2 separate regions of the Homo sapiens genome follow, and region 2 is linked to region 1. Evidence: read pairs that join two places in POLR2A ChIA-PET (ENCODE). Cell type or tissue: PC-3. All regions are shown on one strand. Each heading gives the region's core, and the rest is flanking DNA. Links, peaks and the distances in the headings are about the cores only. Region 1 overlaps CEP112 (centrosomal protein 112). Region 2 overlaps CEP112 (centrosomal protein 112).

Region 1 (15,446 bases), core at 4,235-8,234:
CCTCTTCTCTCCTCCCGCAGCACACTCAGCCCAGTGAGGTTAAAAACAAAGAGAATCTCAAGAAAGCAAAGATGAAACAGAGCACGTTAACACCAGAAGAGTGCTTTAAGTGATCCTTTAAAAATGGCATTGCAATCATTGTGTATGGTTTTTAGTGAGGGTTTTGGGTACAAGTGTTTGACTTGCTTTGGCGCTTTGCCACCAAAATCTATTAGAATAACTGATTTATAAGAAATATTTTGATAAGATGTGTATTTAATAAAAATACTAATGTCCTTGACACTGTGGTTCAAGCTTTTTTTTTTTTTTTTTTTTTTTTTTTTTTTTTTTTTTTTTTCAGAAAACAGAGGCAAGTGTTCAAACTGTCACGGAGAATAACATGTGGCCAAAATTACATGTGGTTCTATCTCTCATAACAAGTCTTAGAATGATGCATCATACCAGCTGTCTGGGAACAAATGTATTTTGTTGGCATGGGAACAAAAGAATTAGTCTGAATTTTGTAATTAAACTGTGGTTATTAAAATTACTCGAAACAAACCAGAATAATAACCATTAAACATGAAAAGTCAATAAAAGTCTTTGAATTACATTTCTGTTGCAATTCCTGTTTTCATAACGTGCTTTGGGATGAAACATAGCTTTGAGTTGTTAGTACTTTTAAATAGACTTCACTGCAGATGAGTTAGCCAACAGCAGCTAAGACTGTGAAGTTTTAAAATCCTTTATGGAAAATGAAAATTAAAGGCTTGGAAATCTGTAGAAGACCAATTCTTTTTAACAATTGTCACAATTATTGCACAATTGATTTTCTGTCTCTATAGCATCTTCTTCTTTAAGGCTGCCTGTGACTCCATAGATTTGTTGGTTACCCTTGATGATGACTGAGGTGGTTTAAAGATAAGCAGTGCTATCCACTGAAAGCTTTAAGTTTATTGATTTTGGTTCTCCTAATAACCATGCTACTCCTGGATAGATCACTGGGCATTGTGGGAGGCAAATCAACTCTTTGGGAATACAAATGATACTAGTTGTAACGGTATAACAGGCGGAAGGAGCTAAGGAGCTTCCAGAGTCGTCTAATATTACCCGAAAGCTACTTATACTAAAGGGACCAAGTTTTATTCTTTAAAAACCCAGAGACCTAGGAAGGAATCAGCAGAATGCTAAGTTCATCTATAGAGAAAAATCAAGGACTTTTTTGGTGTCTTTTCTGCTTTGGCCTTCTTATAGGAGAGATTTGAAAGAAAAATCTGTCTTGTTTTAGAGGAGAGCAGAAAGGTGGGTGCCACGGGCAGGGCACTGGCATTTTGCTTTCTCTTCATCTTTCCCTGACCTGTGAATGCTTTTTGGTGCTATAATGTCTGAGGAATAGCTGAGGGCCCAGAGAAGCCATGAATGATCCTACCAGATGAAATGACCACCCCGGATGAAAATGATAAAAGAATATCTTTAATATTTGTTTTGATAAAAGTCTAGACAAGAATACACTGAGAAAAAGTCACTTAGAATATGTTTAGGAGGCCCAATACCAAGGGCCTGTGATCAGTACCCAAGTTCAGCAACTTTTGGAACTCTTCGTCCTCAAAGTCCCTGTGGCCTGTGATGCTGCTAATTCTTCCTCCCTCCTTCTCTCCATCTGTCACCCTCCCTCTCCCTCTTTCCATCCCGTCCTTCTTCCTCCCATTAATTCACCGAGCACCATTGGGCCTGATGCTGGGCTAAACGCTGGGATACAAGGATAAACATGACACAGTCCCAGCTCAGGTCCCACCCTCAAAGTGTACCACCTACTGAGGGAGTTTGATGGAAAAAGCTTTAATGCGGAGGGCGGGGAGGTGCATTTTAGTCCGTTCTCACACTGCTATAAAGATACTACCCAAGACTGGGTAATTTATAAACAAAGGAGGTTTAATTGACTCACAGTTCTGCATGGCTGGGAGGCCTCAGAAAACTTACAATCATGGCGGAAGGGGAAGCAGGCACCTTCTTCACAAGGCGGCAGGAGACAGAGTGAGTGAGACAAAGGGGAAGAGCCTCTTATAAAACCATCAGATCTTGTGAGAACTCACTAACACAGGAACAGCATGGGGGAAACTGCCCGCCATGATCCAGTCACCTCCCACCAGGTCTCTCCCTCAACACCAGGGGATTACAATTCAAGATGAGATTTGGGTGGGGACACAAAGTCTAACCATATCAGGGGGCCACAGAAAGTGCTGCAAAGGCACAGATAGATAAAAGTGGGACATCAGGTGGGCAGGGCTGTTTTGAGGATAGGGGCTCCGGAAAGCAAAGGCCTTACAGAGTGATTCAATTCAACAAGCGCTGGTGGATGCCATGAAGATGACAGATCGGGTCCTTACCCTAAGGGGCATAATGTCTAGTAGGAAATTCTCTTTGGTTTTCCTGCCTTTAAATTCTCCTGGCTCTGCTCTTCCTGCCCATTCCTTTTCAATCCTCTTTGCATCCTCCTCTATCTTCTCTGGTCCCTTGGCTGTGACCCTGCCTACCAATCTGCTCATGGCCCTCTTATATCCCTCTATGCTCTTCTTTGTCAATATTATCCACACATTCTGGGCTTCTGCTATATCTGCATCAAGACGACTCTGACATGCTTAAAGTCCTAGGGCTCTTTCTTGACTTCTGGATTCAGATTTTCATTTAAATGCCTCCAAATGAATGTCCTCCTGCTAGCATCTAGGATGCAACATCTAAAAAAATGATAGTGTCATTGTCCACTATATACCAGCTTATCAATTTAAAAAGGCATTATTTTCAACACATTCCTTTCTTCCACTCTCTAAATCTCTATATTCTGTGAATTTTTCCTTTTTTTAATTTTTTTTTTTTTTTTGAGACAGGATCTCTCTCTGTAGCCCAGGCTGGAGTACAGTGGTGCAATCTTGGCTCACTGCAACCTCTGCCTCCCTGGCTCAAGGGATCCTCCTACCTTAGCCTTCTGAGTATCTAGGACTACAGGTGCACATCACCACACCTGGCTAATATTTTTGCAATTTTTTTTTTAAGAGACAGGGTTTCACCATGTTGGCCAGGCTGGTCTGGAACTCCTGGGCTCAAGCAGCCTGCTTGTCTCAGCCTCCCAAAGCGCTGGGATTACAGGCATGAGTCACCACGCCAGGCCTGAATTTTTCTTTTCTTTCTTTCTTTTTTTTTGAGATGGAGTCTCACTCTGTCACACAGGCTGGAGTGCAGTGGTGTGATCTCAGCTCACTGCAACCTCTGCTGCCCGGGTTCAAGCAATTCTCCTGCCTCAGTCTCCTGAGTAGCTGGGATTATAGGCACCTGCCACCGCGCCCAGCTAATTTTTGTATTTTTAGTAGAGACAGGGTTTCAACATCTTGGTCAGGCTGGCCTTGAGCTCCTGATCTCGTAATCCACCCGCCCCGGCTTCCCAAAGTGTTGGGATTACAGGCATGAGCCACCGCGCCCAGCCTGAATTTTTGCTTTTAAATGCATCTTCACATTTACCCTCTTCTTTCTACCCCTTTTGACAATATCCAGCTCAAGCCTTCCGTATTTCTCTTGTGACCAGTGATGTGAATTTTAGGCCATAACCTCTGAATTGGTCTCCTTTCATTTCTTGTTCATCTTCCCTGCTGGACTAATCTTTGTAAAATATAACCTCAGTCATCTAGCACTCCCCAGCAAAGAAAAAGTCCCCCATTGCTGACAACTGCTTTCTAACGAATGACTGAACTGCTCAGCATTCCATCCAGAATTGGCTGCTGGTCCTGACACACAACACAGCGCTCAATAAAGAGTAGACACTCAGTAACAAATGATCCCTCTTCCCTTTTTTTAATGGATGAAATGAACAAAACGAACTTTCTGGTCTTGTTTTCCTCTTCACTGATATCACACCTTCTGGCCAAGATGTTACTCAATGTCCCTTGAACACTCGGCATGTTCTGCTCTTCACTCTGCCCTCTAACTAGAATGTCCTTCCTCTCTGTTAATGCCCAGGCCAGATGTTCCCTTCTCCGCTATAAACAACTATAATCACACACGTTGCATCTCTATGATGTTTGATAGTTTTTGAAGTATTTTTACACACTTTATCTTGTTTTGATGTTCCCAAGAACCCTGTGGGAAGATATTTTACTAACATTTTACTGATTAGGAATCCATTATCCAGAAAGGTTGAGTGGCTTACCCATGATCACATGATTAGTAGTGACAAAGGTGGACTGAGAACCAGCAGCACTTTTCCCACTAGATCACGACAGTCCTTGAAGCCTCTTCTGGTTTCTCTCCCTGTGCCTTGGTGAGGGTATCTGGGACTCTGCAGCCCACGAGGGAACCTCTTTCCCCACCCTGCAACCCCTAAACACACACAATTACCATGGAGACCGTCTTTGGTCACTAGTGTCTCTCCTAAATTAGTTGATGTGTCTAGGCCTTAAATATGAAGTTGGTTGCTGCAAAGCTGTGATCGAAATGTTAAAGTGTGACTTTTAGCTATTTTAAAATAATTTATGAGTCACTTGTGCCTGCACAGTCCAGACCTTTAATGCTTGCAAAACCAGATGAGACTTACAACTAAACCAGCTGGCTGCAAAAAAATACTGAGCAGAAAACCAAAGAGGACCCCGGGGGCAACCCAAGACAGCAAGACAAGGTAGAAGCCAGGAGCCTTCAAGAGAAGGCTGGCAGAATGCTGATTCCTGCCGAACAGCTTTGGAAGGACCCGGCTCCCCGGAGGGCTGCAAGCTCTTGAAACAACCCCAAATTAGCAAGTGCCACACACTGCCTAGGCAGTGGGACCCTAACCTCTTCCTGGTTAAAGATCCTCTCCTTCCTTCCCATAGGATCAGGGAAGACGGAAGGAAGGACCAGTGCTTGCATTCTTTCTGCATATTGTGATTCTGAGCCTCCAAGCCATTTAGTAAAAGAACCAACTTCCAGCTGGGTGCGGTGGCTCAGGCCTGTAATACCAGCACTTTGGAAGGCCGAGGCAGGCAGATCACCAGGTCAGGAGCTCGAGACCAGCCTGGCCAATATGGTGAAACCCCGTCTCTACTAAAATACAAAAATTAGCCAGGCATGGTGGTGGGCGTCTGTAATCCCAGCTACTCGGAAGGCTGAGGCAGGTGAATCACTTGAACCCGGGAAGCAGAGGTTGCAGTGAGCCAAGATAGTGCCACTGCATTCAGCCTAGGCAACAGAGCGAGACTCCATCATTAAAAACAAAAACAAAAACAAAAACAAAACCAACTTCCATTCCACACCTGGGGTCTACATTTTATACACATCCCATTTACTCTATCAGACTGTAAACTCCTTGAGGGCAAAATCTATAACTTATTCATCTTCGTTTCTTCTCAGACCTAACACTGTTTAGCAAAATACACCTGTTAAAAGAATAAAATGTTGAGTAAAAAAAGACTGAGTCTCCTGTGAAACACTCAGCATTGTATTTTATTTATTAGAACATCTCTAAAGTATTGTTTTTTTCTCACTAATTTGTTTAATAAAATATCCTTCTGGGAAACTGAGTGATCAATGTAATTAAAGCTATTCATACTTTCAAATTTTAAGATAGCCAGTTTGAAGCAGGGAATTTTGCTCTGTGTATGTTAATATCCACAGATTGGTATGTTAGAATCTGACATTTTTTGGTGTCTTTGTTATAAATACATGCTTTACACAGTGTTAAGAATAACAAGAAAACTTTTAGACTATTTATTTTCTTCCTTTTCTTTTCTATAATTTATCAAACCAAATTATCTAGTCTCACTGTGAATAACGAAACATTGTTTGCTCCCCATTGTGAATAATGAAACTAAGTGAATTTTAGTTTTACCCAAAATATTTTAATCTGTACCTGCACCCGAGTGACAGATGGCATATATCCATTTTACGCAGTGTTTAACGCAGTGGAAAATAATATTCTGGGAGTAAGCAGACCACTTACAGACCTACCCTGGGTCTGCCACTAGTGTGTTGTACATTAGGGAAGTCACATCCTTCCTGATGACTCAGTTTCTTTGCACAATGAAAAAGTCTGACTCAAGCTCTGATCTCCCTTCTTTGATGAAATTATGGGGTTCTTGCTCAGAATAAACTGGAATTAGAAATTATTACCTCCTCCTATGAATAAAAATAATGGTGATTTTAAATTGCTGTTTATTGATTAGAGAAAACATCACGTTTTTGTAAAGCTGACTTAGAAAATTTATTTTCTGATTCTATTGGTGTTATTTCTCTTGAATCTGCCCAAGGAGAAAGTTAACCCTTTGTGCCCCACAATGAGCACATCTTCCCTGGGGACTCTGTGTGCTGATCTGTCCGCTTGAGGGGACAGAAGGGAGAGTTGGTGGCACCAAGGCATGTGGTGGACAGCAAAGATGCCACCCATCAAGACCTGATGAGAAGCAGCTTTTGGTTTTTAATTAAAAACATAACTTTTACAATGCCTCATTCATTTCTTGTTTTTATAGAATCAAAACATAGACATTTTTCTTAAATGAAAACCAGAAACCATTTAAACATTTTTAAAGCAAGCAAGTTAAAAAAAGCAGCTTAGGATTGTCTTTTGTAATTCTGCCAGTTTCAATTTTGATTCCTTAATGCAACCAGTATCAGGATAACAATATTTGCTTGAAAAGAAAGAGAAGATAGTCCTCAGGGGCTGTTTCAAACACATTTTAGTTGTTCGATTGGCTGATGTGAGGCTAGCTACTGTTATTGAAGTTGCTTTGATGAACAGTGAAAAATACATTCATAATGTAACAATCTCAACATTTTAGATATCCTTAGTAAACTCATATTTAGCAGATCCTAAAAAGTGTCTGTGACAATAGTTCTAATTTTTTTTTTTTTTTTTTTTTTTGAGATGGTGTCTTGCTCTGTCGCCCAGGCTGGAGTGCAATGGCACAATCTCGGCTCACTGCAACCTCCACCTCCCAGGTTCAAGCGATTCTCCTGCCTCAGCCTCCCAAGTAGCTGGGATTATAGGCGCCCGCCACCACGCCTGGCTAATTTTTGTATTTTTAGTAGAGACAGGATTTCACCATGTTGGACAGGCTGGTCTCAAACTCCTAACCTCAGGTGATCGGCTTTCCAAAGTGCTGGTATTACAGGCATGAGCCACTGTGCCCAGCCTAATTCTAATTATTTTTGACTACTTGTGTTAGTGTCACAGATTTAAAGGGGGACATAGGTCAAATTTAGATAAAAGATTAAGTTAAATATGGATGAATAGTATTTGTTAAATATCTATTATTTGTTATGCAGTTTAATTGAAACAACTGGCTTTTTTTTTTTTTTTTTTTTTCAGCTACATCCTAGGACCTTGTGGAAAGAACCCAACATCTCTTGGTTACAAAGATTATGAAATATTCAGCTTTACCCATGGGTATTTCCTGACATTTCTTTGGTAAACTGTAGCCTAATAGAAGATATCAGGAATTAGTGTAAGAAATATTCTAAAAAGCTATTGTCACTACAAAGATGAAAGTAACTTTGATGATCAAAAAGAAGTCAATAAAAAAAGACTGAAAGTAGTTCCTGAATCCTTCTCTATTGTTCATTTGGGATTTCTTAATTTCCCTACTCTCAATATATTATGGAATTTTCTGTGTGAAGTTTTGCCATGAATTAAATTGATGTCAACAAAAGTTTTACCTTAAGTCATATTTTACCACAAACTAGAGAAGCCCCAGTCCTCCAGGGAGCACCTTTTCCTGCCTTTAAGAAGCTTGTCTCTTCTTCTTCTTTTAATTACAAGCATCATCTACAGAGGATGGGGCTCAGTTGACCTTCAGTGACAATTAGACCTGCTGATTTGACATGAACAAATCCATGCTCCCATCCGAGGAGGCATTTTCATCTCTTTGACTTGGCACACGATGGGCAAGTGTGCTGTGCTTGTGTTTCCTTTGCTCGTTGCTTTTCTCTGCCCATGGAAAGTCAATGGCATTTGCTCCTCTACCAGGAAGCAGGAATACAATGTCTGTTTGCCTGCCATCCTTGATAAGTTTACTTTCTCTATCATTGCTATCCAGTTTTTTTTTTATTTGCTAGATATGTAACTTGAAAATTGTCATGGAAGGAGCAAAAGTTTGGAGTTCAGATAAACCTGGATCTGAATACTCTTCTACTACTGTGTGATCTTGGATCTACTGCTGTGTGATCTTGGATGAGTTAATCACTCTGGATTTTGGCATGCTATTCACAAAATGCAGATGATAATACTGATCTTACATGGTTATTGTGAAAATTAAATGAACCAGTATGTGTAACATTTATTGTACAGTGTCTGTCATCTTGTCAGCATTTGATAAGGTATAGTTATTATTAATTTTTTTTTTTTTTTTTTTTTTTTGAGATGGAGTCTTGCTCTGTCTCCTAGGCTGGAGCGCAGTGGCGTGATCTCGGCTCACTGCAACCTCCGCCTCCCCAGTTCAAGCAATTCTCCTGCCTCAGCCTCCTGAGTAGCTAGGACTATAGGCACCTGCCACCACGCCCAGCTAATTTTTGTATTTTTAGGAGAGACAGGGTTTCACCATGTTGGCCAGGCTGGTCTCGAACTCCTGACCTCGTTGATCCGCCCACCTTGGCCTCCCTAAGTGTTGGGATTACAGGTGTGAGCCACTGCGCCCGGCCTAGTTATTATTAATTTTTTATTCTAGTATTATTCTATTTTGTTATCCTATTGTTGGGTGTATTACATAGACATTATATAAAACGTATATGTATATATGTATATTTATGCATCTCATATACATGATATGTACATACATATGTGATATACATATGACACAGAGTTCATTAGAGAGTAGGAAGGAATTATAGGAAGGCAAGTCAATTCAGTAAGTATTAACAGTCAGCATCTATTAGGTGCTTACTTTCATCATTTTGTACAATCCTCTATCGTGGGATCCTGTTTGTAAACATCTCCAGAGATTAAAGAAGAAAAGAAAACCTTCCCTATCAGCCTTACTTTTGTGTTTTCCCTTCCCCCAAATTCAGAATAAGCTAATATAATATGCCAATATTCCTGTACTGAGTTTTACAACCAATGTATAAACATCTGTCAATTCCTATGACTGTTTCTGTACATAATGGATTGGTGGCACTTAGATCAATATTAGCAACGCTACACTCAACAGCTGAGGGCAATGCATTTATAAAGGGTTTCATCAAGATTCATGGTCTCTAGTGATACATGTTGACTTTTTAGTTTAAATTGTCAAAATTACCACTAAGTGTAATTTATTATAACCAGAAGAGTTGGGTGAAAATAATGCTGTCATTTAAAAATAAAATAGGTCATTAGCTATTGTCACAGCCATACTATTCTGGGTTATATTACATTATTTTGAAAAGAATGGAAAGAAAAAGGAGAAAACTAAAATTCAAAAGAAAATGTGATTTATGCCTCTAAGCAAAATAATATCCATTTATTTTGAAATGATGACATAGCAGACACTGTTGGCTGCATACTCAACACTCCATTTCCCCTCCTTTTTGTTCCAGTTTTCATTCTTCTCCCAGTTTCATCACCAGCAGGTGGGTCCTGATTATTCTAGGCTAGTTTTGTATACTCAGTTCTTTAGCCAGGGACTGGGTATGCCAGGCTAAGCATGTGACCTTCTCTGGCCAATGACATGTAAAGGGAGGGGGTAGTTTCCAGGAAAGATTTCCTTACTCATTAGGCCCTAGAAACTGGCAGCCCTTTTCTGCCTCCGAATAGTGCAGATCTGGGCAGAATGCCTGGCACTGCTGCAGCCATCTTGAAGTTGGTTCTAGAATGAAGCCAGCACCGGAGGGAGAGTCATGAGAATGCTTTACTTGTGGACTTCTTGTTCTGTGAGGTAATAAATTGCTTTATTTTTTATGTGAACCATGGGTGGGATATTCTGTTACTTGCACCCAAAGCATCTTAACTGAAACAGGCAATGTGTAAACTTGTTTTTTTTTTTGAGACGGAGTTTTGTTCTTGTCACCCAGGCTGGAGTGCAATGGTGCGATCTCGGCTCACTGCAACCTCTGCCTCCCGGGTTCAAGTAATTCCCCTGCCTCAGCCTCCCAAGTAACTGGGATTACAGGCACCTGCCACCACACCCAGTTAATTTTTGTATTTTTAGTAGAGACAGGGTTTCACCATGTTGGCCAGGCTAGTCTCGAACTCCTAACTTCAGGTGATCCACCCACCTCGGCCTCCCAAAGTGCTGAGATTACAGGTGTGAGCCACTGCACCTGGCTGCACACACTTCTTGACCTAGAGAAAGTAAACAAGAGAGTCAAATAGTAAAGGAGAGGGTACCTGTTCCTGTGACTCCAATTCTTTGTGTTGTAATTTTTTCTCTGCACATCGCACCTGATTAGAACGGTTTTCTAATTCATCTTGTAAAACCTGAAACGGTATAAAATAAAGATATCATTAATAATTAGCACACTTGGAAAAATAGTTCTACACCATGAACTGGCACTAAAAAGGCCTCAGATCTCTAGTTTATTACTCTTGTTCCAAAGCATTCAGGCAAACAATACCAGACTTTTGTGTGTCAGGCCAAGATGTTTTCTGCTTTAAGAATACCTAGTATAAAAAATTCCAAAGTTATAAAATAGACAAATTGGCAGATGTCAATCATATATTAAAATGTCTCATATTCCCAGCACAGAACCACAAGCATGTAATAAAGCATATGTAATAAAGCATAACACTATTGCAATGAAAATGGCTCCCTCAGGACACCTGCAATGTACACTTACACTCTGAATATCATTGTGACGGATAGGAATTGTAATATCTGACCAGCATAACATTTTTCAAAATTATATTATGATAATTTGAGTAAATTATAGCAGCCTTAAAGGAATTTCTTTATAAAGTCAGAGAGGATGGTATGGAACTTGAGGAACTTGTAAGAAATGGAAAGAGGTGAACTCTTTCCTTTGCCAAGTAGCTGTTTGAAATAGCATTCAGGTTAATATGGGAAATGGAAACCACAAAGACCAATAATTACCACTGCATCAATTACTATGTTAAGTAAAGAGATGAACTAGAAAAAGAACTTGTAGTTTCCATGTGCTATTTCTATAATGACACTGGATTGTCCATTCAAACAATCCAATGTAATTACAGAAATACTACATGGAAAGTTACAGTGAGCAGAATGCATGGGGTGGTAACAGCAAAGGTGCCAAATTCACAAAATTCATTTCATCCAGTCAATATTAGTGAGTTCCTGCTGTGTGTCAAGAATTACGATAGGTACTCTAGACATAGCAATGAAAGAAAACAGACCAAAAAAAAAAAAAAAAAAAAAAAAACTCCGGTCGGGCACAGTGGTTCACATCTGTGATCTCAGCACTTTCAAAGGCTAAGGCAGGAGGATCACTTGAAACTAGGAATTCAAGATCAGCCTGGGCAACATAGCAAGATCTTTTCTACAATTTTTTAAAATTTAATTAGCTGGGTGTGGGGGTGCAAACCTGTGGTCCCAGCTACTTAGGATGCTGAGGCAGGAGGATCACTTGAGCCCAGGAGTTTGAAGCTGCAGTGGGCTATGATTGTGTCACTGCACTCCAGTCTGGGTGACAGAATGAGACCCTGTCTCAAAAAAAAAAAAAAAAAAAAAAATCCTTGCATTCACATGCTTAGATTATAATGGGGTGGAGGTAGGCAATAAGCAAACAGTAAGTGTATTATATAACCGTGATGAGTGCAGAAGAAAAATAAAGCAGGGAAGGGGACATTCTGGAGTGGTGTGAGGAAGAGGGGATTGAGATTTTAAATAGATGGTCCAAGAAGGCCCAGCTGGGCGAAGACCTGAAGGACAAGAGAGAGCAAGTCACATGTAAATTTCCACAGGAAGAGCCTTCCAAGCAATAGCCACTGCATGTGGAATGACTCCGAGATGGTATGTTTGTGGAAGCCATAAGGTCACTGTTGAGAGTGATCAAAGCAGCAGCAGTGAAGTCAAGGACATAACAGGGTTCAAGTCACATCAGGTTACGTGGAGTCTTGCAGGTCAAAGGCTTTAGATTTTGCCCAGAGATAGACAGGAAGTTGCTGGGGGGTGGGGAGCAGGTGCTGCTTTCATTGTTGTCTGAAGAGCAGACTGAGGGGCAAGGCAGAGGCAGAGAGCAGGGGAGAGGCCACTGTAACACCAGGAAAGGGAAGATGGAGAGCGGGGCCAGGTGGTAGCAGCTGATGAAGGAAGGATCAGGTCCAGGTATGAAATAGAGATGATGGCCCTGAAGGAGTGGAAGCAGAGAGAGGAAAAAACAGGACCCCAGGGATTCTGGCCTGAGGAGCTAAGACTGCAGTTGGCATTCACAGAGACAGGGCAGGTGTTGGGGGAGAGGAGCCGGAGCTCAGCCTCAGTTGGCTTCAGTTTGAAATGCCTATTACACATCCAGGTGGAGACACGAGTTCAGACACAATGGCTAAATTAGTGTCCATTAAAGATTCCTGCAAACACAATGCCAGTCTTTTTTATGTCCAGATAAACAGTGGTTCTTAACCTTTTGGGAGGTTCTAGACTCCTTTGAGAATCTGATGAAAGCTATGTAGTTACTCCCTAGAAAGAGAAAAACCATAGTTTTATGATTTTGCCTCTCACTGTAGGACATTCATAGATTGCCTGAAGCCCATCTGTGAATGGACCCCAGGCTAAGAACTAATTTAAAAAGTGAAATGGTCTGTGAATGAGCTTGCATGCTTTAGGGTGTCTTTGATATTAGACTTGATCATAAATCTACAACTCAACCAGGTCTGAGAATGAGCTTGGAAATCTCTCCATTCTTGAATTGTCTATAATTCTGTTGTTGTGTTCTACTTCCAAAAGGATGAATGCAATAGTTCCTGTGCTTGTTGATGAGGTAGCCTTTCCCCCACCCCCTACTTTCATAGCTACCAACAAATAGGATCTTATCAGCTTCTTTTATTGCATAATTGGGGAAAGTAATGATTACTGTATTGGGAAGAATAGTTATCTATTTTTTTTGTCACCACTTTTTCCTGCTCTCTAATCCATCCTCACACCACTGTCAGAGTGAACTTCTTAAACTTAAATCTGATTATGTTGTTCCCTGACTGAAATGCTTAAACAACACTCCAGCCCCGCTGAGAGACAGCTCTCACTCCTTAGCACAGCATACAAGGGGCTTCATCAACTGGCTTGGTCTCCAGCCACGCTGTGCCGTAGGAAGCCTTGGCATGCCGTGCAGATGTCATTATCAGCAATAACAACAGGAGCTATCATCCACGGAGTGGATTTTATTTTTAACCCTTACGACAATTTTGTGCACCCAGTATTATTCCATCTATGTTAGAGAGGATGTAATTGAGGCTCCATGCAGTTAACTACCTTGCTCAAGTCCATGTGGTTAGCAGTAAGACACTGCACTGGAATTTTTTTTTTTTTTTTTTTTTTGAGACGGAGTTTTGCTCTGTCACCCAGGCTGGAGTGCAGTGGCACAATCTCGACTCATTGCGACCTCCACCTCCCGGGTTCAAGCGATTCTCCTGCCTCAGCCTCCAAGTAGCTGGGATTAAAGGCATGTGCCACCACACCCGGCTAATTTTTTATATTTTTAGTAGAGACGAGGTTTCACCATGTTAGCCAGGATGGTCTCGATCTCCTGTCCTTGTGATCCACCCATCTCAGCCTCCCAAAGTGCTGGGATCACAGGCGTGAGTCACCACGCCTGGCCTGGACTGGAATTTTAACATATTTTTGTAACTTCAAATTGAATATGTTTGTGCTACTCCATGCTGCCTCTTTCCCACTCTGTACTGATTTTCTCTTTTCTTTGCCTGGAAGTCCCTACCGCACCTACTCTGCTCAATGATGTAATTGCCCTAATCTATACAAGAGCTAAGTATGGACTTCTCTGGGCTTTCATCCATCTAGTGTTTAAGAGAATTAATTTACATGTCTGGGTGGCATGCAACTGCAGCTCAGGGCTCTCCTCTCTTCATCTCTGCAAGCCCAGTGCCAAGCCAGCTCAATGCCTGGTACACAGGTGACACTGAATTCATGTTTGTGGAAGGAACTCATAAACATTTGAACTCTACTCCCTAAAGATATTTACTTCAATCATCAGGGCTTCTGACTGTCCTTCATGTGGCACATTTAACCAAAGGTGATTATGTGTCCTGAGACACAAAATACACAAATATATCCTCCAAATGTCTATATCTATCTCTGAACACACACACACATATCATAATGATAATAATTGATAATATATTATCTGGTTTCTGCTACAATAAAAAATACTCCTTTAATTTTATTTCACAGAAGAGAAAGATGGCATGCCTCTCCCTTCTCTTAAACGAAGAGTTGTTCCCCACTTCCTGGCTTCTCTCCCTCCTTGCCTTCACCTGCAGAACCCTGAGAGTGCTACACTCGGCGTCCCACACCCTGCCCCATTCACTACATACCCCGTTACACCTGCCCCCTGTCCCCACTGCTCTCCTGAGTCAGTTTTCACACCAGTCACTTGTCATCTACCAAATGCCAAAACCAGAAGCTAACTTTCTTCCTTTTTCCACAGAAGCATTTGGCCCTATTCACGCCCAATTGTGTTTTTCTCTTGAATCTTGAGGAAATAATTCTGCTCAGTGAAGTCAAGGGATTAAAAAAAAAAAAGAGGATGCTGCAAAAGTGAAGGCCAAAGACAACAGGCCTGGAAAGAGGGTGATGGATATGGAGAAGGGGATGGGTGAAGTGGAACCGTTGACAGGGAATTGGAAAAAAGGGACTCAGAGATACCCCAAGGCTTTAAGATGGAGTGACCAGAAAATAGTGAATTCTTGCTAAGCACAAGTCAGAAGCGGTGGGGCAGTGTGCTTTCTGACATGCTGGGTTGAAGGTGCTGGCGGGACTTCAAGGAGGAACTATTGCTAGACTCCAAATATTGCTAGACACTATCCGTGCCCCCTCCAAATTCGTATGTTGAAATCTTAACCCCCAAGGTTATTAGGAGACAGGACCTCTGGCAGGGAATGTCCTCAAGAATGGGACTGGTGCCCTTCTAAAAGCTCTGAGTGAGGTCCCTGGCCCCTTCCACCATGGGAGGACACAGTACAAAGATGGGTGTCAACGAACTAGGAATCAGGCAGGCTCTCCCCAGACCCTGAATCTGCTGGTGCTTTGATCTTGGATGTCCCAGCCTCCAGAGCTATGGGAAATAAGCTTTTGTGTTTAGGAGCCAACCTGTCCAAGGGATATTGTTACAGCAACCAGAGCTCACTAGGACCCCTGGCTAGCAGATCACGTTGCTCAGTGGGTCTGAACAGTGGGGCATGCTCTCAGACAGAGGTGCAAATGCGGAAACTTCCTTAGGGAAGTTTCCTAAAATGAGAAGAGGTTCTAAAACCTGCCCTTTGGGTGATGCCCACACTCAGACAGGCAGAGGAGGAGATGGAGGCCAAGAAATCTGGTGGAAGTCCAGATAGGCAG
Region 2 (15,446 bases), core at 3,723-7,722, 170 kb after region 1:
TGCAGTGAGCCGAGATTGTGCCACTGCACTTCAGCCTGGCGACAGAACAAGACTCTGTCTCAAAAAAAAAAATTATGTTATATCAAAGGCCGGATGAGGTGGCTCACGCCTGTCCTCCCAGCACTTTGGGAGGCCAAGGCGAGTGGATCACTTGAGGTCAGGAGTTCAAGACCAGCCTGACCAACATGGAGAAACTGCGTCTGTACTAAAATATAAAATTAGCCAGGCATGGTGGCACAATGCCTGTAATCCCAGATACTTGGGAGGCTGAGGCAGGAGAATCACTTGAATCTGGGAGGTGGAGGTTGTGGTGAGTCGAGATTGTACCATTGCACTCCAGTCTGGGCAACAAGAGCAAAACTCCATCTCAAAAAAAACAAAACAAAACAAAATTTGTTATACCCATAAAACAGGATATCATGAAACAATGAAAACAATATTTTCAAAGAATTTCAAATGACATTGGAATATTCTTAGTATAATGCTTTAAAAAGCAAGAGATCAAATTAATTAGTTTGATCTTGGGCAGCTAAGTTAGTATGGCTATTTTACATATACATTAAATTATTACTATTATATCTGAGTGGTGGTAGGAACAGGGAATTTTACACCTTTCTCCACTTTCCCTATTTTCTAAAATATCTTCTATTTCAAGGAAGGTTATTTTTAAAATAGCTGAATAGGTTTCTAAAACCATTGTCCAATTTAGATACCAAAGTTTAATCAAACTTCTGAAAATTACACACTATCATCACTTAGTAATGTTCTTTAATTTTTCAAAAGTTCATATTTTATGGACTTTGTTTCAATTAGGTTTGAAAAGATTTTAAAAGGCCACAAAAGAAGCTTTCACTTTGCAAAATGTCAATCATTTACTCTCTTGGATTCTTTATTTGAAGCATTTTGACCTTGTGGAGGTATTTCATGTTTCTCTTAACTCAAAATCATTGAAGATATCATTTGGGTCTAAATTGCTGCTGACAGAAACTCAGGTAGGATGTGGACTTAGGAATTCTTTTATAACCTTAACATCGTAAGTGCTACTGAAACAACACAGACCCATATAGAATGTCACACTGAGATTATTTATTATTCTGGTATTATTGTCCTTTCCTCTTTGAACCTCAACTTTATACTCAATGATAGAAAATGAACTTCTAAACCTCTGAATTCTTGACTGGGTTTTAAACTGCTGGCAAATATTTTAAATTTCAGATTTATTTAAATACGATAAAAACATCCAACTTAAAAAGATACTGTGAGAAGAGTTCAAGCAACTGGCAGAATGACATAACAGACTCACAAAAGAATCAGCAGCTTGTTAGTTTTATTCAAACTCACAGTAAAAACTCAAATTTTAAAAAATTTGTGTAGAAAAATTCAAAGTATGTCTCAATAAAGATTAATGCTATGTTTTTAACTTATTAAGTGATATGAAGGAAATCAAAACACTAAAAGAACATATAAATATTTGAATACAAAGATGTATCATATCCTACCCAAAGTATTTATAATGATTTGAGATCAAATGTGGATAAATCAATAACAGTTTATTCACATGACCAGGCACAGAGGCTATCTTGAATTTCTCAGTAGATTATCATTCTTTTTGTTTTGTTTTGTTTTGTTTTGTTTTGAGACGGAGTCTCGCTCTGTTGCCTAGGCTGAAGCACAGTGGCGCAATCTCGGCTCACTACAAGCTCCGCCTCCCGGGTTCACGCCATTCTCTTGCCTCAGCTTCCCGAGTAGCTGGGACTACAGGCGCCCGCCACCACACCTGGCTAATTTTTTGTATTTTTTAGTAGAGACGGGGTTTCACCGTGTTAGCCAGGATGGTCTCGATCTCCTGACCTTGTGATTCGCCCGCCTCGATTATCATTCTTTTATTCACTCACTTAATATTTAATGAGTGCTTACTGTGTGTAAGGCACCATGCAAGCTCCTGGGGCATTAGAAACAAATATTTCCTGCTTTCAGGGAATTCGGAGTCCAGGTCTTTACTGCATTTGAAAATGCTAAACTCCTTTGACTATTTATGTAAAAATATCAATCATTGGAAATACAAATTACTCGATGTGAGCACAGCATTTAGATATCATCATATGGACTCTGAGGTTGGTGAATTCCACCAACTGGACAAAAACCGAACTCATCGCACTCAACACCAGCCTATGTAAAAGAGAGTCTTCCCTTTCCCCAGACTCTCCCTTTTTGTCAACAAGTCCCTCCATTCTGGTTCATCTCAGTACCTCTACCCATGTCAGCTAAAAGAACTGTCCTCAAACCTCCCTTCTAAATTCTGGGATCCCTTGTGTTCTCACTTCAATCCAGGAGCATTCCATTCTTCCAGATGCAGGATACCCATGCTCCCTCCTCTACCTGCAGAACTCCAATTCTATAGGAACAAATTCCCTTATATCTTCTTCCTTTCCAAGGCATTCCACTGTTCAGCTGGAAGCCTGTTTCGCTTTTTTTGAAACTCCTCACCTAAGCAGACTACTCTGATTCTTTACTAAGAATACAGATGCTATTAGCTACAAGGTCTTTTCAAGTCTTGTCAGAGAGCTTCTCTATATCTTTACCAATGCTTGACTTCCTTCCTCCATTGGTGAAGGTCATGCCTCCTGTCACTCATTCATGTCATACCCGGAGGGCACCTGCCCCGAGCTGGGTTTTCTAGGCACTGGTGGTACAGAAGTAAACAAGCTAGACAAGGTCCTGCTAACAGAGCTTATGTTCTAGTGGGTGGGAGGAAACAAGCGAACAAATAAAAGGATGATTTCAGGTAATGCTATGAGCTATGAAGACAATGGGACAAAAAAAGGTGGCATAGGTAGGCCAGACTTTGGATGAAAAGGTCGGGGAAGGATGCTCTGAGGAGTGTAGAATGATGTCAAGGAGGTTGGCCATTGAAAAAATCATGTGGAGAAGCATTCTGGAAGAGGGTGACAGCAGCTGCAAAGACCTGGAGGCAGGGGAGAGTGTGGCACATTCTGGGAAAAGACCAATGGACCCTTGCAGCCTTGTAGCCGAGGGCTGAGGTAGGCCTGTGCTGCGTCTGTGCTGGGGATGCCATTCCCACCTGCACCACCTCACAGATCACAAGCCATCAATGATCTCTGATTCTTCACGTCATTAAGCTGTTCCTCTCCATTAGTCCCTTTGTGTACTTCAAAATGCTCAACCCATGTTCAGCCCCAAAATATATTCTCTTTAACTCCTGCTGCTCTTTGGAACTACATCTTTCTTTTAACATCGTATTTTCCCAAACAACAGGATGTTCCCTCACTTCCACTTCCAGACTTATCTTTTGAAACCCTGTTTCTGGGCACACAATCATTTTCAGCGCACTGTCCAAGATCATCAATGACTTTGTGGTTTCACATCCAGTGACCTTTCTTCAACCCTCATCCTTCCTGAGTTTGGGTCACATTCTTGACAATCCCCCTTTCCAAATAGTCTTTTCCTCTATTTCCATAAAAATGCATTCTTCTCATGTTCCTTCTACCTTCGTGACCCTTCTTCAACTGTTTCCTCCCTGGCCTCTCAAATGGAGCTGTACCCCTAAGTTCTTCCTTCACAGTTGCCCTCTCTCTCCCTCCCTCCCTGCCTCTTTCCCCCTTGCTTTAACAGTCCCACTCACTCTCAAGGCCACTGGCCAGGCCTTCTCTGTGGGTGATTCCCACAGCTGTTTGTCTCCAATCCTGCCTGCTCTTGGGATATCCAGAAGCATTCTTTCAACAGCAAGGGAAAGTGTAGTGTCACTTCAAACTCCACATGTTCTTAACTCAGTTCAGCTTCCTCCTCCTCCGACCAGAAACTTCTACATTCCTGATCGATTTATATTTAACCAACCTAATCAGTGCTATCTCTATGATGATTTTCAAATGTCCTCTTTGTCCCCTTGCTACTGCCGACACTCTCACTGCCTTCTCACGCACATCTGCTGTGCCCTCAAGGACCTCCTGCCTGGATTAATCCAGTCCTTGTTACCTCCTGCTGCTGCTACCACATCTTGCCAACACCAAGAGGATGATGTTCCTAAGAATCACTGGAATCTTGACACTTCATTTCCCCAAAACCTTTGGCAACTCCTCACTGTTTACCCAATGAAGCAAAAATGCTTATCACAGCTTTGGAGACTTTCGATGATCCTGAAGCTATCTTAGCTTGGTTGCTAGCTCTCCCCTGGATCAACCTCTATGTCATGGAAACGGTTTTGTTTGCTCTTGCTTTCCTTATTCTTTTGACTTAGAATGCCATCCAACATATCTACTAATTAAAATCCTACTTATGTTACTTATGTCTCATTCAAGTAACATCTCTCCCAATTAATTTTCCCGATTTCCTCAGCAGAAAATGATTTTCCCCAAATTCACACTGTCTTGCATTATAGTTATCTGTGTAGTGTACTTGCAGTATTTTTCTTGCAGTCACTATTATTTTTCTATTTGAGGGCAGTGGCCCCCTCCCCTGTTTTTTATATACCCACAGTGCCTGGGATAATGCCTTTCTGGAATATAAAAATTCAGGTTTCTAATACTAATTTTTAAATTATCTTTACCCTGTAAATTAGCATCACGTATAAACCTACATTTCACGAAGTTCATCTCCTATTAAAAAGAGGCATTTGGAATGTGAATATATAATGCAGGAAAATTACGGCCTAAATTGGATGTGTTATATGTCTGACTTTGGCATATCCAATTTTCTTAAATCAAGGTGCACAGGTATCTGTGCTATTTAAGAACATTTACTTAGAAATACTTTGAACTGCTAGAAGAGTTGACTGAAGCCAAGGTGAAGTGAGTGTAAGAGTTAACAGAAAAGATAAGTGGCAACACCACTTTCCCTTTCCATCAGTCTCTCTTTTATCTGCTATTGTCAAAGTCTGAGACTATACCATATAAGAATATTTCCTGGCCTGGCGCGGTGGCTTACGCCTGTAATCCCAGTACTTTGGGAGGTCGAGTTGGGTGGATTGTCCGAAGTCAGGAGTTTGAGACCATCCTGGCCAACATGGTAAAACCCCATCTCTACTAAAAATACAAAAATTAGCCAGACGTGCTGGCGGGTGCCTATAATCCCAGCTACTCAGGAGGCTGAGGCAGGAGAGTTGCTTGAACCCAGGTGCCGGAAGTTGCAGTGAGCCGAGATCATGCCACTGCACTCCAGCCTGGGCGACAGAGTGAGACTCTGTCTCAAAAAAAAAAAAAAAAAAAAAAAAGAATATTTCCCTAATTCCTGAACTGTATATTTTAGCATCGAGACATTATTATTTTATCCTGCTGTGAGGGAATTATCACTAACATCCCACTTAGCCTGAACATGTCCCGAGAGGCCCAACCTATTGGTCTTGTAGTCTTCTTCCTTTCGGCAAAGAGGAATTCCATCTGTCCACTGGCTTGGGAAAATAGCCTTGGTGCTGCCCGTGACTGTTCCACCCTACTTCCCACCCCCCAGCATATTCCACGAACCAACAGTGAATGCTGTCAGGTCTACCTTCAGAACATATCCCAAATCTGATCAGGTTTTACTACCTTCATTGCTATTGGCTAGACCCAGCTCTCTATTACCTTTCCTCTATATTTTTGCAACAGCGTTTTAACTGTTCTCTCTACTTCCTCCTTTGCCATCAATTCAGTCTATTCTCAGCACAGCAGATGATGACATCCTATTCAAGTGTGAGTCAAATCATGTCACTCCTATGCTCAAAATCTGCCAACTTCCTCTACTCATAGAGAGTCAAAGCAAAGCCCTCTCACTGGCCTACTCAGACCTACGTGACCTGGACCCACACCCTGAGGTTTCTTCTCTGGCCTCATCACTTTCCCTCTTCTTCTCACTCATCATTTCCAGACACACCACTTTCCCTGCTGTTCTGCCAAGAAGTCAGGCTCACTCCTGCCTATTTACAGTCCTTTTTCCTATTTATTTCTGGGTTCATAGCTATGCTATCAAGGGCCAAATCTGCTGAAATCTGACTTTCAAATTAATTAAAGTACAATAAAGCAAGTACCTTAGGATCTCAGTCTATGTAAAATCAATGTAGTAATGGCTAGTATGGTATTGCATACTCTTTAAAAGCTCAACATTATTTGAAGATGAAGAGGGATAGGTGGAAAGAAATTAAACAAAATTTAGATGATTCTTAAGTTACCCTTTGCAAGTTTCTCATTCCCAAGATAAAGACTGGTCTTAAGAAACTCAAGAGGCAATTTTGGAAACAGCAATTCACATTTAGTACCTGACTAAAATAGTTATACTTTTTCTGAACGTCAAAAGAAAGAATATTTGAGATTGCACCTTTAATATAAGTCCAATCAAAATGTGTAAACATTATATTGACATTTATTCCAATAATATATACTTCTAAAAAGACTTTTCTTATCTCGACTGAAATATCAACCTGGGAAAATAAGTCATCATTTATGTGACACTGTTATAAAAAGCTGTAAAATCTAGAAATGCTTATTAGACAACTGAGGGAAGATCTGAAACTTAGTCCCATTTAGGAAAATTTAGGGATACAGCCCCAGTATTTCTAATCAAAATAATATTGGACAATATTATAATATCACTTTATTACAACGTGTATTTAATTACTATGGAATAGGATATTCCATATAATCCCTTCCATGAAAGCCAAGGGAAAAGTTAGGAAATTCCCTAGATTATTTTACTGGTACTTAGACATAGGAGCAAGATACTTAAATTCCTCGACTGAAGAGTTTATACATTTAAAGAGTAATGCCATGTCTACTACCTTTTGGAGATTAAATATAAGGGTGGTGGCAATGGATTTTAAACATGGATTTCAACTGCCTATTAAAAAACTAGTTAAATATCTTACCTTTTCCAGTGTCATCTCTGTCTCAGCAGCATGAGTCTTTTTCAGCTCTATTTTCATCTTTTCTGATTCAGCCTTCAGTTTATTGACGACAATCTCATGTTCCCTTGTAGCCCTTTGCTTTTCCTCTTCACGAAGAAGACCAAGCTCTACCAGCTGCTGTTTCCGCTGTGAGTTCACATTGATCAATTCTTCTCTCAACTTGTGAACCTGGGCCTCCATGTCGGCAATAACCTTGTTTTTAAAAATGGAAAAATGGGCAGAAGATATCAATAGGGAAGTCACAAAAGAAGAACCAATGGGCAAAAGGCCAATAAATGAAATATGAACATATGGAATAGAAAGCTTAGATTGCACTCCATCCTTCCTTCTTTCCTTCCTTCCCTCCCTCTTTCCCTCTCCCTTCCTTCCTTCCCTCCCTCTTTCCCTCTCCCTTCCTTCCTTCCTTCCGTTCCCTTTCCTTCCCTCCCTCCCTCCTTCCCTTCCCCTCCTCCCTTCCCTTCCCTTCCCTTCCCTTTCCTTCCCTTTCCTTCCCTCCCTCCCTCCTTCCCTTCCCCTCCCCTCCTCCCTTCCCTTCCTTCCTTCCCTCCCTCCCTTCCCTCTCCCTCCCTCCCTCCCTTCCTTCCTTCCCTCCCTTTCCTTCCTTCCCTCCCTCCCTCCCTTTCCTTCCTTCCTTCCTTCCCTCCCTCATTCCCTCCCTCCCTCCCTCCTCTACTTCCTTCATTCCATATTCCCATGTCATTCCTTCCTAGCTCAGAGGCAAATACCACCTGGAACATTTTACCATACTTTTGGATCTTTAAACAACATATTGTTTAGTTTTACTTGTTTCTAATTTCTATGTAAATGGAATATTACATGTATTTTTCTGAAACTTGCTGTTTCAAATATTCAACATCATCATGTTCCTGAAATTCATCCAGTGTTCCCTATTGGATTTTTACTTTTTATTGATTGATTTCTGCTTTTATTTTTATGTCCTTCTTCCTACTTTCCTAAGGTTTATTTTGTATTCTTTCTTCTAACTTCTTATTTTGGATACTTAACTCATTTATTTTTTATCATTTCTTCTTTTCTGATTTATAAATGTAAGACTACAAATGTCTCTCTGGATACTGATTTAGTTCCATCTCTTTGGTTTAGATATGTGGTATTTTCATTATCGTTTAGTTCAAAATACTTTTTTAACTTCCATTATAATTTTTGTCTTTGACTTATGAACCATTTAGAAGTATGTTTCTTAATTCCCAAGCATATGGGACATATTAGTTTCCCAGGGTTGCCATAACAAAGTAGCACAAACTAGATGGCTTAAAAGAACAGAATTTTATTCTCTCATAGTTCTGGAGGCTAGAAGTCTTAAAATCAAGGTGTTGGCAGAGTTGGTTCCTTCTGGAAACTCTGAAGGAGAAGCTGTTCCATGCCTGTCTCCTAGCTTCTGGTATTTCCTGACAGTCACTGTGCCTTGGTGTGTAAATGCATCATTCCAATCAGTGCCTTTGTCTTCAGATGGATTTGTTCTCTCTGGGTGTCTGTGTCTCTGTGGTGCTGTATTTTATAAGGACACTGGTCATACTGGATTTAGGGCCCACCTTAATCCAGCATCACCTAATTTTAACTTGATTACATCTGCAAAAATTCTATTTCCGGCCAGGCGCAGTGACTCATGTCTGTAATCCCAGCACTTTGGGAGGCCGAGGCGGGTGGATCACAAGGTCAGGAGTTCAAGACCAGCCTGGCCAAGATGGTGAAACCCCGTCTCTACTGAAAATGCAAAAATTAGCTGGGCATGGTGGTGGGCACCTGTAATCCCAGCTGCTCGGAAGGCGGAGGCAGAGAACTGCTTGAACCTGGGAGGTGGAGGTTGCAGTGAGCTGAAATTGCGCCACTGCACTCCCGCCTGGGCAACAGAGCGAGACTCCATCTAAAAAAAAAAAAAAAATTCTATTTCCGGTTCTGTGTAGACAGGAAATTTTGAGAGGGACACCATTAAACTCAGGAAATGGACTTCAGTGGTTATTGTTTTGTCATTCACTTCTAATTGCACTGTGGCCAAAGAATGTAGTCTATCTCCCATTAATTCTTTGCAAATTTTGAGAATGTTTGATGGCAAGTTATGTAGCCAATTTTTTAAAAGCTTCATGTATGATTGCTAAGAAATGTCTATGCTGTATTTTCTACAGTTTTCAGTGCTATATCCTATACATGCCTATCATATCAAGCTTGTTACATAGTTGAAATCTTCTGTCACTTACTTACTGCCACTAACACATTAGCCAGCAATGCAACATTTCCCAAAACACAATGATAAATGTTTCATTTCATGCCTAATGTATGTTCAACAAGCACAGCCTAAACCAACATTTCCTTGACTGGAAACCAGAAAAATAAAAAAGTGACAGGAATCCAAATGTCACATTATGATGCTGGGAATAAGAATACAAAGCTAAATGATGAGAAGTTGCTTTGGTCAAAATATCTACAAGAATTATTTCATTTTCAATATAAATATTATATTCATCCAATTTTTAATTTTAACAATTTTGTGATTTCTACATGATAAATAATAATTGCTATAATTTTGAGTGTTTACTTTGCACCAGGCATCTTATTTTGGATTGTGTTCAGTATACATTAGCTCAACTATTAACCCTGTGGCCTCTCTACACTAGACTGGAAAAGACATCTAGAACAGTAACATTTGTGTTAGAGGAAAGAAAATGCTTTATAGTAATAAATCTGAGCCTTCGAGGCTGGAGGTGATAGGATGTCCCATTTTTATCCTGCCTTTCTAAGAAAAGCTTACTTGAACTAGTCCCAAAGGAATATGTGAGAGGACTTTATATAAAAGGCTGATCCTTGTAAACCTGTAGTGGAAAAATTAGTTATTTTTTCTTCAGGAAATCTATGCACTGTTTTAACATCTATTTGTTTCTCTATTTCATAGATTGATATCTGTGTATCAATAATCAGCTGTGGATCAATTGTCCGTGAAAACAGTCTTTTACCTTTTGTTCTTTGTTTTATAATGATTCTTTTGAACCCAAGAGAAGAGATAGTCAATGCAATCAGATTCTGAAATAGAGGATACATCTTCTAAAAACAGATAGACTTTAGCAGTGACAACAGTTATGTGTTTGGGAGGCAGAACATTCTTTTTTTAAAAAAAAGCTCAGGGATATCAACATGGCAGACAAGGATGGGTTGCTGGCTCCCTTCCCCAAAATCAATCCTGGAGAAAGCACAGGAAGCATGAATCTGAGATACTAATAACTATAACAATAATAAACATAACAAAAGCAAATTTTGAGAAGCTCCTGGGTGGAATAAAGACAGTCCTAAGGGGGTACAGCCTGGGGAAGAAAATAATAGAAAACCGCTGTAAGAAGGTGGGTTGCAGGAATGCTTTACCTTCTGCTCTTGTCTCTCTCTTTTGTAGCCAGGTAAAATCATATCTGTTCCATTACCATGTTGGGAGCAAGAACTCAACATAGTGTTGACATCAGTCAGTCAATACCAAGGAAAGCAAAGCCCTCCTTGGGTGAGGAGTTGAAGAAAACAGGCACAGACTTCTCTGAACTTCCTGGGTATTCCCCCTTCCAAAGGCTTCCCTCCAAACTCCCAGGACTAGTGACTCAGTCATTAGACACTCACTTCCAGGAGCTTAGGTAAATTCCCGACCAGCAGGTTTTCCTGATGAAGTAACTGTGAAAGGGAGTGGTACGGCAATGAAGGGCTCTGTCTTGGGGTTCATAATCTTGTCCTTCTATAAGCTCATCCAACAGGTCAGGGACTAAAGGTGGGCTTCTGCTCTTCCCCAGTCAGGATATCTGATAGTCCCAGGGGAAAATGGGCTCCCTGGCCAAAGTAAATAAACCTGAGGAGCAAAACTACTACCAAAAAGAGACACCTAAATAACATATATTATCTGAAGCAGTATAATTGGAACAGATGAAACAAGAATTTTTTAAGTGCGTAATAGGCCGGGTGTGTTGGCTTATGCCTGTAATCACAGCACTTTGAGAGGCCAAGGCAGGTGGATCACTTGAGCCTAGGAGTTCAAGACCAGCCTTGGCAATATAGTGAGGCTCCTTCTCTACAGATAATACAGAAATGAGTCAGGTGTGGTGGGGTGTGCCTGTAGTCCCAGCTACTCAGGAGGCTGAGGAAAGAAGATCAATTGAGCCCAGGAGGCTGCAGTGAACCGTGGTCATACCCTGTACTCCGGCCTGTGTGACAGAAGGAGATCTTATCTCCAAAAAAAGTCCATAATAAACATACAAATAGTAATATATATATACTTAATATACTGAAAAGTGTAATGGAAGAAGTTACAGACATGAAGCTGCAATTAATGTCATAGAAGAAGGAAAAAGTGAAAATGATAGGAAAAAGAGCAAGTTAGCTAAAGCCAAAGAATAGAATTGCGCATTGGAAGGATGGTAAGATTGAAGAACTCCCTGGGAGGCAGCAGAGAAAGATAATAATACAGAAAATGTAAAAGAAAAGCTAATATTTGTGGAGGACAGAGGAAGTGACAACATCTAAATAATAGAGTCTGAGAAAAATAGAATTGGAAAGATTTTATCCAAGCTCAAGCTGATTTGAAAGTCTGCTTTTTATCACATACTGTATCATCTCAAAGTATTAAGAATTTCTCTTAAGGAAGAGTACATATTTATTGTACTTTATTAATTTGTTATTGTGCGTTTCTATCCCCTAATTTTCACTATGGTTAGTACAAAGTTAACATCCAAAAGCCATAAGTCCATAATGTCTTTTTTTGAAAATTAAAAAATACATACATTTTTATAGATTTGGGAGCATAAGTACAGTTTTGTTACTTGGATATATTGCATAGTGGTAAAATCTGGGCTTTTAGTGTAACTACCAACCAAATATTATACATTGTGCCCACTAGGAAAATCTTTAAAAAATGAGCAAAAATGTTAGTTTTCCAAAAGCAGTGAGACCATCCCAAATCGAGTTTCAATCTCTGTCAATGTAAATCAAAGTATTGTTATGCACATTGTCATCACTGTGTAGATACTGTTCTATATTTTCACACACCCAATTTTAATTTAATTCCCATTTATTAGCATATTTGTCATATTTAGTGGCTCCCTAGTATTTCACCCTTCCAGTACAGGCATATCACAGAGATATTGTGTGTTTGGTTCCCGACCACCTCAATAAAGCAAATATTGCAATGAAGTGAATACTGCGATGAAGCAAATATCTCCATAAAGTGAGTCACATAAATTGGTTGGTTTCCCAGTGCATATAAAAGTTATAGACTATTCAGGAGTGTCTGAGGGAGAGAATACAGTCATGGGTTCTTGGTTTCTGTTTCTGGTTGGGCCAGTAAAGCCCCTTCCTCATCCCTCTTTTCTGCTTATCACTAAAGACAGAAACTTTAAAACCATGGCTTCTGGCTGCTAAAAGCCTAAAGCAAAACAAAACAGAACAACAACAACAAAATAAGGTGGGTTGGACAAGCTTGCAGTTTATTCAGTGAGCATTATGTCTAAAAAACAATGTGCATTCCTTCATTTAAAATACATTATTGCTAAGAAGGGTTAATGATCATCTAAGCCATTCTTAAGTCCTAATCTTTTTGCTGGTGGAGAGTCTTGTCTTGATACTGATGGCTTGCTAACCGAACTCCTGACCTCGTGATCCGCCCACCTCAGCCTCCCAAAGTGCTAGGACTACAGGTGTAAGCCACCACACCTGGTCAATGTTTATTATTTCAATGCATTAATGGAGTAAATTATATTATAGGTTATTTTCAAACGTTACATCAACCTTAGGTTACATTCAATTTTTTCCATAAGATAATATTACTGGATTCAGTTTGCTAATAATTTGCTAATGATTTTTGAGAGACTGACCTGAGGGATTTTTTTTTTTGGACTCTCCTTGGCATATTTTTAAATTGATGTTATGCTAGTCTCATAAATTCAGTTGCTGAATGATGCTACCTTTTTCATCCTCTGAAAGAATCAGTATAAGATGAGTTATTTGTTTCTTAAATATTTAGTGGAACTGGCCAGTAGGGCCATCTGGGCTTGATATTGTATATCTGGAAAACATTTTGACTACTATTTCAATTTTTCTGATGGTTATAGGATGATTCACATTTTCCGGTCTTTTACAGAGTCAGTTTTGGTAAATTTTTATAGTTTAGGAATTTTTCCTCTTCCCCTAAATTTGACATTTGTTGGCATTTATAAATTTCTATGTCCTTGCATTCTCTACAACTTGGTGATTACATACGTTATTTTTATACATTATTGGACTTGATTTGCTAATAATTCCAGATTTGTATGTGTGTGTTCATGAGTGAGTTGGCCTGGAATTTTTATTTCTCTTCTTGTACCAGTCATCTTTTCTATCAATATTACAATCTTTTAAATTGGTTTGAGAGTATTTTTCTCTTTCTCGCTTCTCTGGAAAAGTTTGTAAAAGACTACAGTGACCTGTCCCATGGGAGATTTTTATAGAACTCACCTGTAAAATTATATGAACTCAGTGTTTTCTTTGTTGAAAGATTTTTAACTGTTTTTAAAATTTGCTTAATTATATTAGATTATTTAGTTTCCTGTTTTGTCTTGCGGCATTTTATGTATTCCTGGAAATTTGTCCATTTCACCTGGGTTCTCCAATTATTGGCATAATGCTTTTTTAATATCTTATTTTTTTAATCTCTGATGATCTGGAATATATCCTTTTTAAAATTTAATGTTATTAATATCTCTCTTTTATTGATAACATTACCATAGCTTTATTTTTATTCCCAATATTGTTTATTTGCACTTTGTTCTTTGATCAGTCCTACCAGAAATTGCTTCATTTTTCTAACTTCTTAAGCTGGTTGCCTACTTCATTAACAATTAACCGTTTAAAAATAAATGGCAGGTTAAGTGTACCCATTTCTCTCATTTTAGCTTCATCCTTCAAGATTTGAGAAGTACTATTTTCATTATCAATTATTTCTAAGTATTTTAATTTAAATGTTATGAACTTATTTTTGATTAGGAAATACGTTGACATTGATAAGAATTTATAAGCCACAAAAGTAGATACAGTAAACTATCTTCCACTCACCCGGACTGTCATCAATAACCACCTCATCCCCACCCAAAATAGTACCAATGTAAAAAGTGTCAAAAGTGTCTTAGGTCTAATTCCAGAAGATCAATTCTTAGGTCTAATTCCAGAGATCAATTCAAAGTGCTTTTAATTTTACCTTAATTTTATCTTATGGAAAAAACTGAATGTAATCTAAGGTTGATGTAACGTCTGAAAATAACCTATAATATAGTTTACTCCATCAATGCATTAAAAGAAAAAACATTGGCCAGGTGCGGTGGCTTATGCCTGTAGTCTTAGCACTTTGAGAGGCCGAGGCGGGCAGATCACGAAGTCAGGAGTTCAAAACCAGCCTGGCAACATGGCAAAACCCGTCTCTACTGAAAATACAAAAAGTAGCTGGGCGGGGTGGCAGGTGCCTGTAATCTCAGCTACTTGGGAGGCTGAGGCAAGAGAATCGTTTGAACCCAGGAGGCGGAGGTTGTAGTGAGCTGAGATCGCGCCATTGCACTCCAGCCTGGGTGACAGGGTGAGACTCCATCTCAAAAAAAAAAAAAAAAGAAAAGAAAAGAAAAGAAAAAACATTATGATTATCTGAATACACAGAAAAACATCTGATAAAATTAAACAACAAAAATTCTTAGCAAAAGAGAAATAGAAAAGATCACTTTAACCAGATAAAAGGTATTTGACAAAAGACTCATCAAATTTCATTTATTCTTTATTGTGAAGTTTTAAAATATCCCTTTTAAACTAGGAAGAAGAAAAGAAGGTCTACTATCATCACTTGTATTCACAAGTGTATGACAAGAACATAAAAAAAAAAAACTGGGCCAGGTGCGGTGGCTCATGCCTGTAATCCCGGCACTTTGGGAGGCCAAGGCGGGCAGATCACAAGGACAGGAGTTTGAGACTAGCCTGGTCAACATAGCGAAACCCTGTCTCTACTAAAAATACAAAAAAAAAAAAAAAAAAATTAGCTGGGTGTGGTGGCGGGCGCCTCCAGCTACTTGGAAGGCTGAGGCAGGAGAATCTCTTTAACCCAGGAGGCAGAGGTTGCAGTGAGCCAAGATTGCGCCACGGCACTGCAGCCCAGGAGACAGTGTGAGACTCCATCTCAAAAAAAAAAAAAAAACAAAAACCTATCTTTAATCATAGATGCCATGACGGTATATATAAAAAATGAAAATGAATGTACAAATTATTAGAAATAAGAGCTTAGCGTGATGTCTGAATAAATGATCAATGTTCAAAAAGCAACTGCAGTTTTTATACATCAGCAAAAAAATTATAAACATTTACAGCTATGACAACAAACAAAGAATCTTAGAAATAAGCCTATCAAAAGATGTGCAAAACCCTAAGGAAAAAAATATAAGGCTTTTTGAAAGACATAAAAGGAAGATCTAAATAACTAAGAGATATATCAGGGTGATGAAAGTCTCTTCATCAGTTCTCTGCAGATTAATCTAGAGTGTAAGTCCAATTAAAACTTCAAGAA

Evidence for each region. ChIA-PET counts read pairs that join two places held together with the same protein. Peaks named below come from ENCODE experiments on the same cell type or tissue, not always from the same donor. Only the 100,000 strongest peaks of a DNase experiment are listed, where the experiment ranks them.
Region 2: POLR2A ChIA-PET joins it to region 1 with 6 read pairs; 3 of 35 experiments call an interaction of 5 or more read pairs at or near these places.

The regions. Positions count from the first base shown.
Region 1 is chr17:65,678,835-65,694,280 of GRCh38, forward strand. It overlaps CEP112 (centrosomal protein 112), which reads right to left. Exons shown (of 27, transcript NM_001199165.4): 24 at 10,295-10,384. Among named protein-coding and RNA genes, the nearest start is that of AXIN2, 120 kb to the left of the region's middle. In PC-3, for the core only: no CTCF peak of the experiment used is centred there; a DNase peak (open chromatin) is centred at 5,997.
Region 2 is chr17:65,844,951-65,860,396 of GRCh38, forward strand. CEP112 (centrosomal protein 112) reads right to left here. Exons shown (of 27, transcript NM_001199165.4): 21 at 6,854-7,084. Among named protein-coding and RNA genes, the nearest start is that of AXIN2, 290 kb to the left of the region's middle. RefSeq lists an enhancer at 9,908-11,107. In PC-3, for the core only: no CTCF peak of the experiment used is centred there; a DNase peak (open chromatin) is centred at 5,721; H3K27ac peaks cover 2,186 bases.